Linked DNA regions of Homo sapiens: all the other regions are linked to region 2. Evidence: chromatin contacts called from ENCODE Hi-C or POLR2A ChIA-PET data. All regions are on one chromosome and are shown on one strand. The core of a region is the stretch at or near the end of the contact, and the rest is flanking DNA. Distances in the headings are between cores, read along the strand shown. Region 1 overlaps TEAD1 (TEA domain transcription factor 1). Region 2 overlaps PARVA (parvin alpha). Region 3 overlaps TEAD1 (TEA domain transcription factor 1).

Evidence for each region. A loop is a pair of places that touch in the nucleus more often than their neighbours do. ChIA-PET counts read pairs that join two places held with the same protein, here RNA polymerase II (POLR2A). Pooled maps may share reads with other maps.
Region 1: a loop to region 2 is called in a pooled map, with 2.2 times the contacts of the local background. The contact joins two enhancer-like sites. A Hi-C loop is called at or near these places in 1 of 50 pooled maps. POLR2A ChIA-PET finds 5 or more read pairs at or near these places in 2 of 52 experiments (PC-9 and WTC11).
Region 3: a loop to region 2 is called in a pooled map, with 2.7 times the contacts of the local background. The contact joins two enhancer-like sites. A Hi-C loop is called at or near these places in 2 of 168 maps with a recorded cell type or tissue (IMR-90 and PC-3) and 3 of 50 pooled maps. POLR2A ChIA-PET finds 5 or more read pairs at or near these places in 3 of 52 experiments (BJ, PC-9 and activated CD4-positive, alpha-beta T cell).

The regions. Positions count from the first base shown.
Region 1 is chr11:12,722,857-12,725,845 of GRCh38, reverse strand. All of the region lies in intron 2 of TEAD1 (TEA domain transcription factor 1), which reads right to left. Among named protein-coding and RNA genes, the nearest start is that of TEAD1, 50 kb to the right of the region's middle. RefSeq lists a silencer at 1-184. Within about 2 kb of position 1,330, at least 22 of the 41 ENCODE cell types and tissues checked have a DNase peak (open chromatin) inside an H3K27ac peak, as active enhancers do; they include PC-9, where a contact is called at or near this core.
Region 2 is chr11:12,410,798-12,413,959 of GRCh38, reverse strand. The region is part of intron 1 of PARVA (parvin alpha); the gene reads right to left. Among named protein-coding and RNA genes, the nearest start is that of PARVA, 35 kb to the right of the region's middle. Within about 2 kb of position 1,544, at least 24 of the 41 ENCODE cell types and tissues checked have a DNase peak (open chromatin) inside an H3K27ac peak, as active enhancers do; they include PC-9, where a contact is called at or near this core.
Region 3 is chr11:12,912,843-12,916,214 of GRCh38, reverse strand. All of the region lies in intron 10 of TEAD1 (TEA domain transcription factor 1), which reads right to left. Among named protein-coding and RNA genes, the nearest start is that of TEAD1-AS1, 8.4 kb to the left of the region's middle. RefSeq lists enhancers at 556-1,419, 1,420-2,284. Within about 2 kb of position 1,419, at least 10 of the 41 ENCODE cell types and tissues checked have a DNase peak (open chromatin) inside an H3K27ac peak, as active enhancers do.

The sequences.
Region 1 (2,989 bases), core at 81-2,580, 310 kb before region 2:
GGGTGACAGGACTGACTGGGACATATGCACTTAGCCTTCCTGTACAACCAGCTCGACCAGGCATCTGACACAGGAAGGAAAACTTCTTAGACCACAATCTTCAGGGTTTCTTTCTCAGACCACTGCAAACATTTTGCTTTTAAGTCTCCAGAAAGCATCCTGTGAATTTCCTGTTATTCTACTGAACTACAGAAATCTGTATATTCACTCACATATTTTTTAATTTTTTTTTTAACTGATACGTAATACTTTACGTATTTATGAGGTGCATGTGATATTTTGTTACATGCATGGAATATGTAATGATCAAGTCAGGGAATTTAAGGTATCCATCACACTGAGCATTTATCATTATTATGTGTTGGGAACAATTCAAGTCCTTTCTTTTAGTTACTTTGAAATACACAATACGTTGTTGTTAACCATAGTCACTCTAGTCCGCTGTCAAACTCTCACATGACTCTTGAAGAGAATTTATATATTTCTTATGCAGAAAAAGTTTCATTTTGTCCTTAATGAATGAATGTTATAAAGAAATTGTAAGGTCAGGTTTTAGACTCTAAAGTCCAAGGTTTTGTCCCCACTACCTTTCCACCGGCTAGCTGCTTGATCATGGACATTCCATTTAACCTCTGTGCACCTCGATTTCCTCATCCATAAAGTGGGGTAACAATATATCCAATTCAGAGTTGTTTTAATGCCAGAAAGCCTTACACACTGTAAAGGGCCAAACCAACTTTAGTTACTGTGTAAACTATTTCTTCTGAGGCATATCAACAGAGTGACAACACAGCCACCACCAAGCCCAGGCCTGGGGAACTCAAGCAAAGGCCAGAGGAATCCCATGTGTACTCCCAGGCTAAAATCAACCAGGCCCCAGAATCCACAGCCTCATAAAGCAAAGCCCCAGGGCACTGCCCAGGATCAAGGTTAGGGAGCAGCCCCGGAAGCACAGGCCTCGCCAGGTGAACCAGGCACCTGGCCTGGCAGGTGGGGAAGGCTGCCTACTGGAGCACAAAAGACCAGTACAAAGGAGCCAGCCTTCCAAGGAAAGGAGGGGCGAGGAGGAGAGGGCAGGGAGAGGATGGGAATTCCCATCCCAGAGTAGGGCCCCCACTGAGCAGGAGGTTCTGCCCTCAAGACAGGCCAGGGAGCCGGAGAAACAGCCTCACTGGCCTGTTCTTTCCCCTGCAGTGTTTCAAAGGCACCTGAACTTTCCCAAAGGGGTTCTGTCCATTTCAAACAGGAACTAGGCTTGCGTGTGCACGCGCATTTTATGATTTCAGAAGAAAGCACTCGCATTCAGAGGATGAGTCATCAGCACTCCTTGTCAATTTGCCAGCGGCCTGCCCCTCTTCATTACAAACATAAAGATAAAAGCTCTTGCACTACATTAGCTGGCATACGCCTCCACAGACAGTACAAATAAATTAATTGTGCCTCATCTCAAACAGCCCGAGAGGTGTGCGGGAAGGGAAAATGTGATCCATCTTGTTTCATTAACAAATTAAATTGAAATCGAGCCTCGATCATTCTACTTTATGTACATAGACCCAGTTATTCTGCCAATATCGGATTCTCCTACTATGCGCATAGTGGGGCAGCATTACGGAGAGCCCACGAGCTCAATAAACTACGTGCACACCCAAGAGAGTGTGTGTCTTTCTCAGTGTTTGTTGCGGAGGGGACAGTGTGGCCTCAGGGGCCACTGGAAGGCTAGACTTGGGCTTGGCATCACCATGAAGGAGCCTGGGGAATAAGAATCATCTATCAAATGCTGAGCACCACTGCAAAGGGGAATGTGTTTCAATCATTTACCCCAGGCAAATAAACAAACCAGTTCAGTGGCCATGGTATGTATAGGAGAGTAAAAGAGTTTGTCATCAAGCGAACTCTGTCATACTGAGGATGGCGAGCATTCCAGAAAGAACAAACTTATTCAAGACCAACTTGAAAAACAAGTTGGGCTCCCTTGCACCACAAGCCAAGATTACACCCTCAAACACACCTTTCTAAGATTTCGTGGGAGACGTTTGCTTTTGCAAAGCAGTTACAGGCAATGTGTTACAATACTGTGATTTTCTTTATCCTCACTCTGTACTACATAATTTAGGCAACCTACATTTTATAAGTTGAAGGAGCATGACTAAAAGCTGATCCTTTTATGTTTTATCTCCAAAAAGACAACAACAGGGCTTACAGGGGAGGAGGGAAACAGGAAATGGGGGGATGGTAGAGGGAAAGAACAAAGGAGAATCTAAGGAGAAGAGGAAAAGCCCCGCTACTCTCCAAATACCGCCCTATTAACTTATGACCTATAAGGAAGTTAAAATCACGAACAGTTAATCCAACCACAAAATATGTCCAAAGTATTTATTTTACAGATGAATTCTGGGTTTGGTTTTTGTTAGTTTGGTTTGTTTTTTCGCTGTAAAATTCAAGAGTCTGAAAAGCTCTACACAGAAAATCTGACCTCAACCACAGCTAGGTCCTGACTGTAAGAAAACAAAAATACTAAGTAAAATCTCAAAACATAGTAAGTAAAGCCATACTCAACCTTGTCATAATCCAAGAAATATCAATTAAACGATGTGCACCATTGAGCCAAACTTTTGTAAAAATTATACTATCTAGTGCAAGCCAAGATGCTGAAATTGGTACCTTCACGCACTGCTGGTGGCATCATAAACTGGTACAACCCTTTTGGAAAGCAATTTAGCAATATCCATTGAGAGCCAAAAAAATAATTGTGCCCTTTAACCCAGAAATCCTGCTCCTGGGAATTCACCCTAAGGAAAAAATCCACAATAAGCACAAGGCCATATCCCAAAGTATTACTTATAATAGCACAGAACTACAGAAAAAAAAAAATCTAGATGTCCAACAGTAGATGAATGGTTAAGTAAATTCAGCCTGTGGGATGATAGATTGTAAGATCATTAAAAATCATCTTGAAGACTACATAACCATTTGGAAAGCATTTACTTAA
Region 2 (3,162 bases), core at 295-2,794:
ATGGCATGAGACAAAAGTCCAAGAGGTTTTTGAATATCCTCCTTAAGTTACTGTTTTGTGCAGAAACTGCTTTGTTCTCTGGTTACAAACTTTCTCCTGTTCAAGAAACCTGTCCATGGGTGATTAATGTCTTTCAGCTGGGGGCTCGAGTGTTCTCCAAGTTTGGTTCTGGGCTCTGCTGTTTAGAATCCCCACCTTGGGAAATAGAGGCAAGAGAGCCTTCAGGACAAGGAGCCGCCTGTGCCAGCTCCCTGGAGCCTACGGGGCACCTCACCTGACTACTGAGGTTAAAGCAGAGGAGAGGTGCACGTAAGATCATGTGCAGCTGGGTCAAAACCCTTGGAAGGAGGAGTCTGCTTCTTAAAAATGTGTGAGTGTACAGGTTCCATCATAACACTGCTTTTAAAGTAAACTACAAGAATCTTTTGAATACAAACCATATCGCATTCTAGCAGACATCCCTCTGTATTTTCATTTGCCTACATGAATGCTAGGAAGCCCATGGCCCAAAACAGTAAGATATTCTCATCCTTTTGTCATTATTATTAATGATGGATGTACTTGTAATGCCTATACATTTCTGCCTCGTGTGATAATCCCTTCCCTTCCCCTGGAGCACAGTCATGTTTTAAGATTGGCAACTATTTTATATCCTTTTGAGGCATGTTTGGGTGATTGGAAAGGGTTCAGATCTTGAAGCTGGACAGAATCTGATTTCTAGCCTTAACAAATCATGCAATGTTCCCGGGCCTCAATTTCCTCATCTATGAAATGGAGATAATATCTTTGTGGCAGAATGGGCAGAGATTATCCTGGCCTAATTCCCCTTGTATGCCCAAAGACAAATGCCTGGCACAGGCAGACGCCTGCATCCCAATGCCTGGCACAGAGTTGGCACCCAATGCACAAGAGCTATTGTTATTATTACTCTTAATAACACAACAAAAAAACAAAACAGTGGATGTTACTGACCAGAGCAATTTCTAATTCCAGCTTCATTATTTCAGATTAACTCAGCTGTTTTCCCCTCTTCTTATAGAATTCAAAAGAAAAGCCCTGAGATTTTGGCTCCAACTTCTCAGTGATACTTTTGGCCTTAGGAATATCTATTAAGAGTTTGCGATCCAAGGAGAACTATTAACACTGGCGTGGAAAGGGAAATTAGGAAGTCTGAATGAAGTAAAGGTCTGCTTGCGCATATAACAAGACCATTTTTCCTGCAAATATTATTTTCTTGGCTCTCAGGATCTTTTGTCCCTTTCTCTGTAGGCTGGGACCTCTGGGGCAAAGGACAGTGAGGGGCCCACACATGTTTAAAGAACAGGCTGGTACATCCTGTCCTTGCTACAGAGCCTGGCACATCAGTAGCAAAACAGACCTCTCTTTTGACACACTTTCTTTGAGGATTCTGCCAGACCCAGGCTTGCTGCTGAAGCCACCACTGAGCCTTCCTCTCGGCCTGGGCTGGTGAACTGCATCCCGGAGCCCCCTGGTGGTCCTTTCCATACTCACACCTCATTCCCACACCCTCTGGGGCAGGGAGAAAACGGCCTTAAAAGACCCACCCAAGGGTTAATCTCTGGTATCCATCATCCACTGGGGCACCCCATTTTCTTAGGATGAAGGCAACATGCTCTGTGTTAAAGATGGTATAGAAATGGCACCTTTCTCTAACATCAAGAGTCATTCATTAAGCATCTCTTAAGCACCTACTGTGTGCCAGGCTCACGCTGGACATGAGGAATAGAGGATTATGACTCAGCTCCTGCTCTTAAGAAGCTTCCAGTGTACAGGAAGAGGCAGACATGAGAGCTGAGAAAGACAATAGAGAGATGTGCCCAGGGAACCCTAGGGACAGTGTCAGTCTCTGTAAGGAAAGTGGGAATTGCATCAGGGAGGAAGGATAAGTTAAACTGGATCTTAGAGTCTTTGCATAGAGATTAGAAAGAAACTAGGCAGGCAGAGAAAGGAGGGAAGGCATTCCTGGGGGATGAGTCGATATGCCTCAATGCCCGGACCTATTAGGGGAATGCTGAGAAGCTGGGGGTGCCTGCAGCAGGAAGGAGTGATAAAGCAGGCTGGTGATGTGGGCAGGGCTTGGAGTGAGAAGACCTCGTAGGTCACACCAGGGAGTGTAGACTTGATCTTCTCCAGTGATTTTTCAAACCATGTTTTTAGACTCCCCATAAACATCTGATTCTAATTTCATGGATGCTGAGACCAAGGGAAAACTGGAGTGGTCATCCATAATCTGCTAACTTTACATTTCTGTGTTCAATTCCGTCTAACCATGAGAAGAATATCAGATAAATTCTAGTAGAGGGGCATCCTACAAAACACCTGACCAGTACTCCTAAAAAGTGCCGAGGCCATCAAAAACAAGGAAAGTAAAAAAGCTATTATAGCCAAGAGGAACCTAGGGAGGCGTGACAACCTAATGTACTATGGTACCTTCCCTGGTGGAACCCTGGAACAGAAAAAGAAATCTATTAGGGAAAAACTAAGGAGTTTTGAATAAAGTATGAACTTTAGTTGATGATTATGTATTAACATTGGTTCATTAATTATAATAAATGTACCATACCAATGTACAATGTTGGCAATAGGGGAACTGGGTACAGGGCCTATGGGAACTCTCTGCACTATCCCACAATTTCTTGTAAATCTAAAACTGTTCTATTAGGTTGGTGCAAAGGTAATTGTGGTTTTTACCATTAAGATGGCAAAGATCGCAATTACCTTTGCAGCAACCTAATAAAAAGTGAAATCTGTTTTTAAAAATCCTTTGTTCATCCAAACAGCCAAATTATTGTCACTGATAAGCTTTATAACTGTTATAAGTTAGAACTTAGAAAATTAACTTGTGCTCTAGTAACATTAGCTAACATTTATTTGGTAGCTATACCAGGCCAGGTACTCTGCTAAGTACCATACTTGATCTCCACAACAGCCTCATGAACTAGGGATCGTCAGTATCACACCCCCATTTTACAGCTGAGAAAAGTGAGGTACGGCGAGGTTAGACAGCTTGCCTGAGGTTATACAGGTAAGTGGCAGAGCCTGCATTTGGACCCAGGTCTGTCTGATGCCAGAGTCCAGATGCTTAATGATGAACATTCCATGCGATACTTTATTGAAAAAGAAGGGTCCACATAACTTTCA
Region 3 (3,372 bases), core at 170-2,669, 500 kb before region 2:
GTATAAATTTCTCAAAAGGCATGATTAGACATGTTATAGAATTCTTTCTGGGACTAAAAAAAAGGCCATCATTAACACGTGTGTTGAGTGAATTAAAGACTTTAGGGTCTATTTGTGGGCAAGTCCTGAAAAACAACAAAAAGTCGAAGCAGAAGCCGGTTTCAATGATGGGCAGAGGAAGCGGACAGCAACAGAAAACAAAAATACACCCCATCAAAAGTTTCCAAATTCTTTCCCAAATCATCCTTCTCTTATACTCATTACTTCCACAACTGAAACAGTTTAGTCCCCAGATAAGAGTCTGGATTCGTTTCTCCTCTATTACCTCTTACTCAGTAAGCCCATTTATTCATGGATCTGTTCTTTTTTCTGAGACAGAGTCTCACTCTGCTGCCCAGGCTGGAGTGCAGTGGCACAATGTTGGCTCACTGCAACCTCGACCTTCTGGGTTCAAGAGATTCTACTGCCTCAGCCTCCCAAGTAGCTGGGATTACAGATGTGCGCCACCACACTAATTTTTGTATTTTTTAGTAGAGATGGGGTTTCACTATGTTGGCCAGGTTGGTCTTGAACTCCTGACATCAAGTGATCCACCTGCCTCGGCCTCCCAAAGTGCTGGGATTATACGCGTGGGCCACCATGCCCAGCCATCCTGGATCTGTTTGGTTTAAATTTCATGTTTTTGCCTTTTGGCAGTAAATATGAAAAATGCAACACTCTCCAAAGACTGACCCTTCCCATTTCAAGGGTAAGGAAGAATGAAGCCTCACCCAAGTATGTGGGATCTGAAGTCCTTGGAGGCGGGTGCTAGGCCAGGGGACAGAGTGGATCATCCCTGCAAAACCTCCGTCCTCTGGAGACCTGGCTGTGGGGGCAGAAGGATCAGGAAGTGAAGGCTACTCCTGCCCAGTGAAGAATGGGAGTGAGCAGCTCACGCGGTGGCAGCATTTGGCGGATGACAACAACTTTGTTACAAGCTTTATTGGGGAAAAGCCTGCTGGAACAAAGGCAAGCAGATAACCTCTAAGGCGCGAGGCAGGGGGACAGCAGGGGCACAGGGTCAGGAGCAGGCTGTGGACCTTCCCTTCCTATCCAGAGGGCTTGGAAGAGCTGGGGAGAATGACCTGGTTGCAAAAATGAAAACATCAAGAGGACTGTCCCCAACCAGAGACAGTCTAATAGGCACTGATGGCTGCAACGAGACGCTGGCATTTTAAAACACTACTTTGAACCTCTCTTCTTCATCCTCTCCGAGCAATGATCAAAGAACCAAGATTTCAAATTGTGAAGCAATTTTTTCCAATGGTAGCATCTGGCTCCTTGGCAGGCGGTGCTGGGAGCTGGGCCCTGTGGCGGGCAGCCGTCCAGGCCTGCCACATGGTAAGGCTCGGCCAGGCAGGGCACGCAGTGCGGCATTGCAGCTGCTCCCACAGGCACCAAAGGACAATCGCTCTGCACTGGGCCTGGGGCTGTGGGGCAACAGTGCCCCTAGAGGCAGCACTGCCATGGGCAGAGAGAAGGGGGAGGTCTGGAGAAAGCTGGCTGCTCTAAAAGGCTCCTCGCCCTCTCATTTGCAGGCAAGTGCCTTCTGGCTAAGACCCTTGAAGCCAGTCCCATTGACATTCAGAGGCTTGGGGTGGGTGGGGAAGCTGGGCCAACCGTGAGACAGCTCCCCAGCAAGGAAGCCAGCATGTAGGGGGAGTGAACGAGCTGCCCTCAGAAAAGAGTCTTTGAGTGTGTTCACTTCGGCCCTTATGCCCTGCCCAACCCAATGATGAGACAGCAGCTGTAGCCTGCCTGCCACAGCTGTTTTAAATAAGAATAATAGGAATAAACTCAGCCGTGGCTCTTCAAGTTACTTCCCGCTAATTATGGCATATATTTACATCTACAAAATAGAAGATTTTTAAAAACACCACCAAGGGCCCCTTTATTGTGCAGATTGGCACCCCTATTTGAATTTCATAAACATTTGGCACTTCAAAGAATCTTAAAAGCTTGCTCTAATTATGCTATGCACTGGTTGAAAGGCTGCCCGTCTGCACTGCAAATTCCTACAAATACCAGCATTTAGTTTTTCAAAAATTCAATTAATATCACCCACACAACTTCAGGTGACCACTAGTGGCAACTTCACATAGTGGCTAGGATGAAAGAGTCAGGTCTCAGCTCCAACTACAAAGCAGCTACACGGGCCAGTTCTTTCCAATAGAGGCAAGTAATGAATTCTGGGTGCCCAGCTGAGCTGGCCCCAAACCTTTCTCATTCATCAGGTGTGTGAACACTGGCCCAGACACCACCTTTCCCAGGAAACAGGACCTTTTTATGGTTTCAAGGTTTTGTGCATGAAAAGTTTTTCATAGAACAACAATAACAACCCCAAGCCAATGATACGTAAGTGAACTAACAAGTGCAGAGCTGCCAGATAAAACGGGGAACCCAGTTAACTCACATCTCAAATGAACAGCAAATACTTTTTCAGTACATATGAACATATATACCAAATACTGTATAGGACATGTACACCAAAAAAGTATTCACTGTTTATTTGAAATGCAAATTTAACTGGGCAACCTGATAAATCTGACAACTCTACTTATCAAGAAACCTTTACCACAGAGAATAAAAACTGAGACTTACCCTCAAATTCTCATTGCTGTAAAAGGCATCATATGTCCAAGACACTTTAGGTAGGGAAAATGAAGTTGCAGGAAACACTTGGAGCATAATCCCTTTTTAGTAAAAACAAGTGATGTATATGTATACGTATAATGGTTGTAGATACATACGTATAAGTCTAAAAGGATACATTCCAAATTTTGGGATCTGGCTGACCACAGGCATGTATGTGTGCAAGGAGGATCTCACTTTTTATTCTATATTCTTTTCAACTGCTCAAACTATTCATAACAAACCTGCATCACTTTTTTAATTTAAAAAGTAAATTAACATGGGGTGGACTGGGGGGTAGGAGGTACCGTGGATCTTTACCTGCACATGGAGAGGGGGTCTCTCACACCACCAAGGGCCTAGGTTCAGTTTTAAGCAACTGACTGAGATCCCTGAAGTGTCCAGTTAATCCAACTACGCCTTGCAAAACTGGGTCTGAAAATATGCAGCCACCCCGACTATGGCACATCAATTCTTTCCTTCTCAGGTTTTTCTTGAGGTGAAATGGTAAAGGTGACAGCATGAATCAAGCTAATTGTGGCAGCAGCTCAGGTGGGATCGTGGCTTAGCATCTCAGTCTGTAGCCACAGAAGGGAGTGGAATTAAATGGCCCCAGAAGGAAGGGACAGACCCCTGACCTGGGCTTTCTTAGCAATCACAGAGACAAAGGACCCAGGACAGAAAGTCTTTTAGGAATAGCTG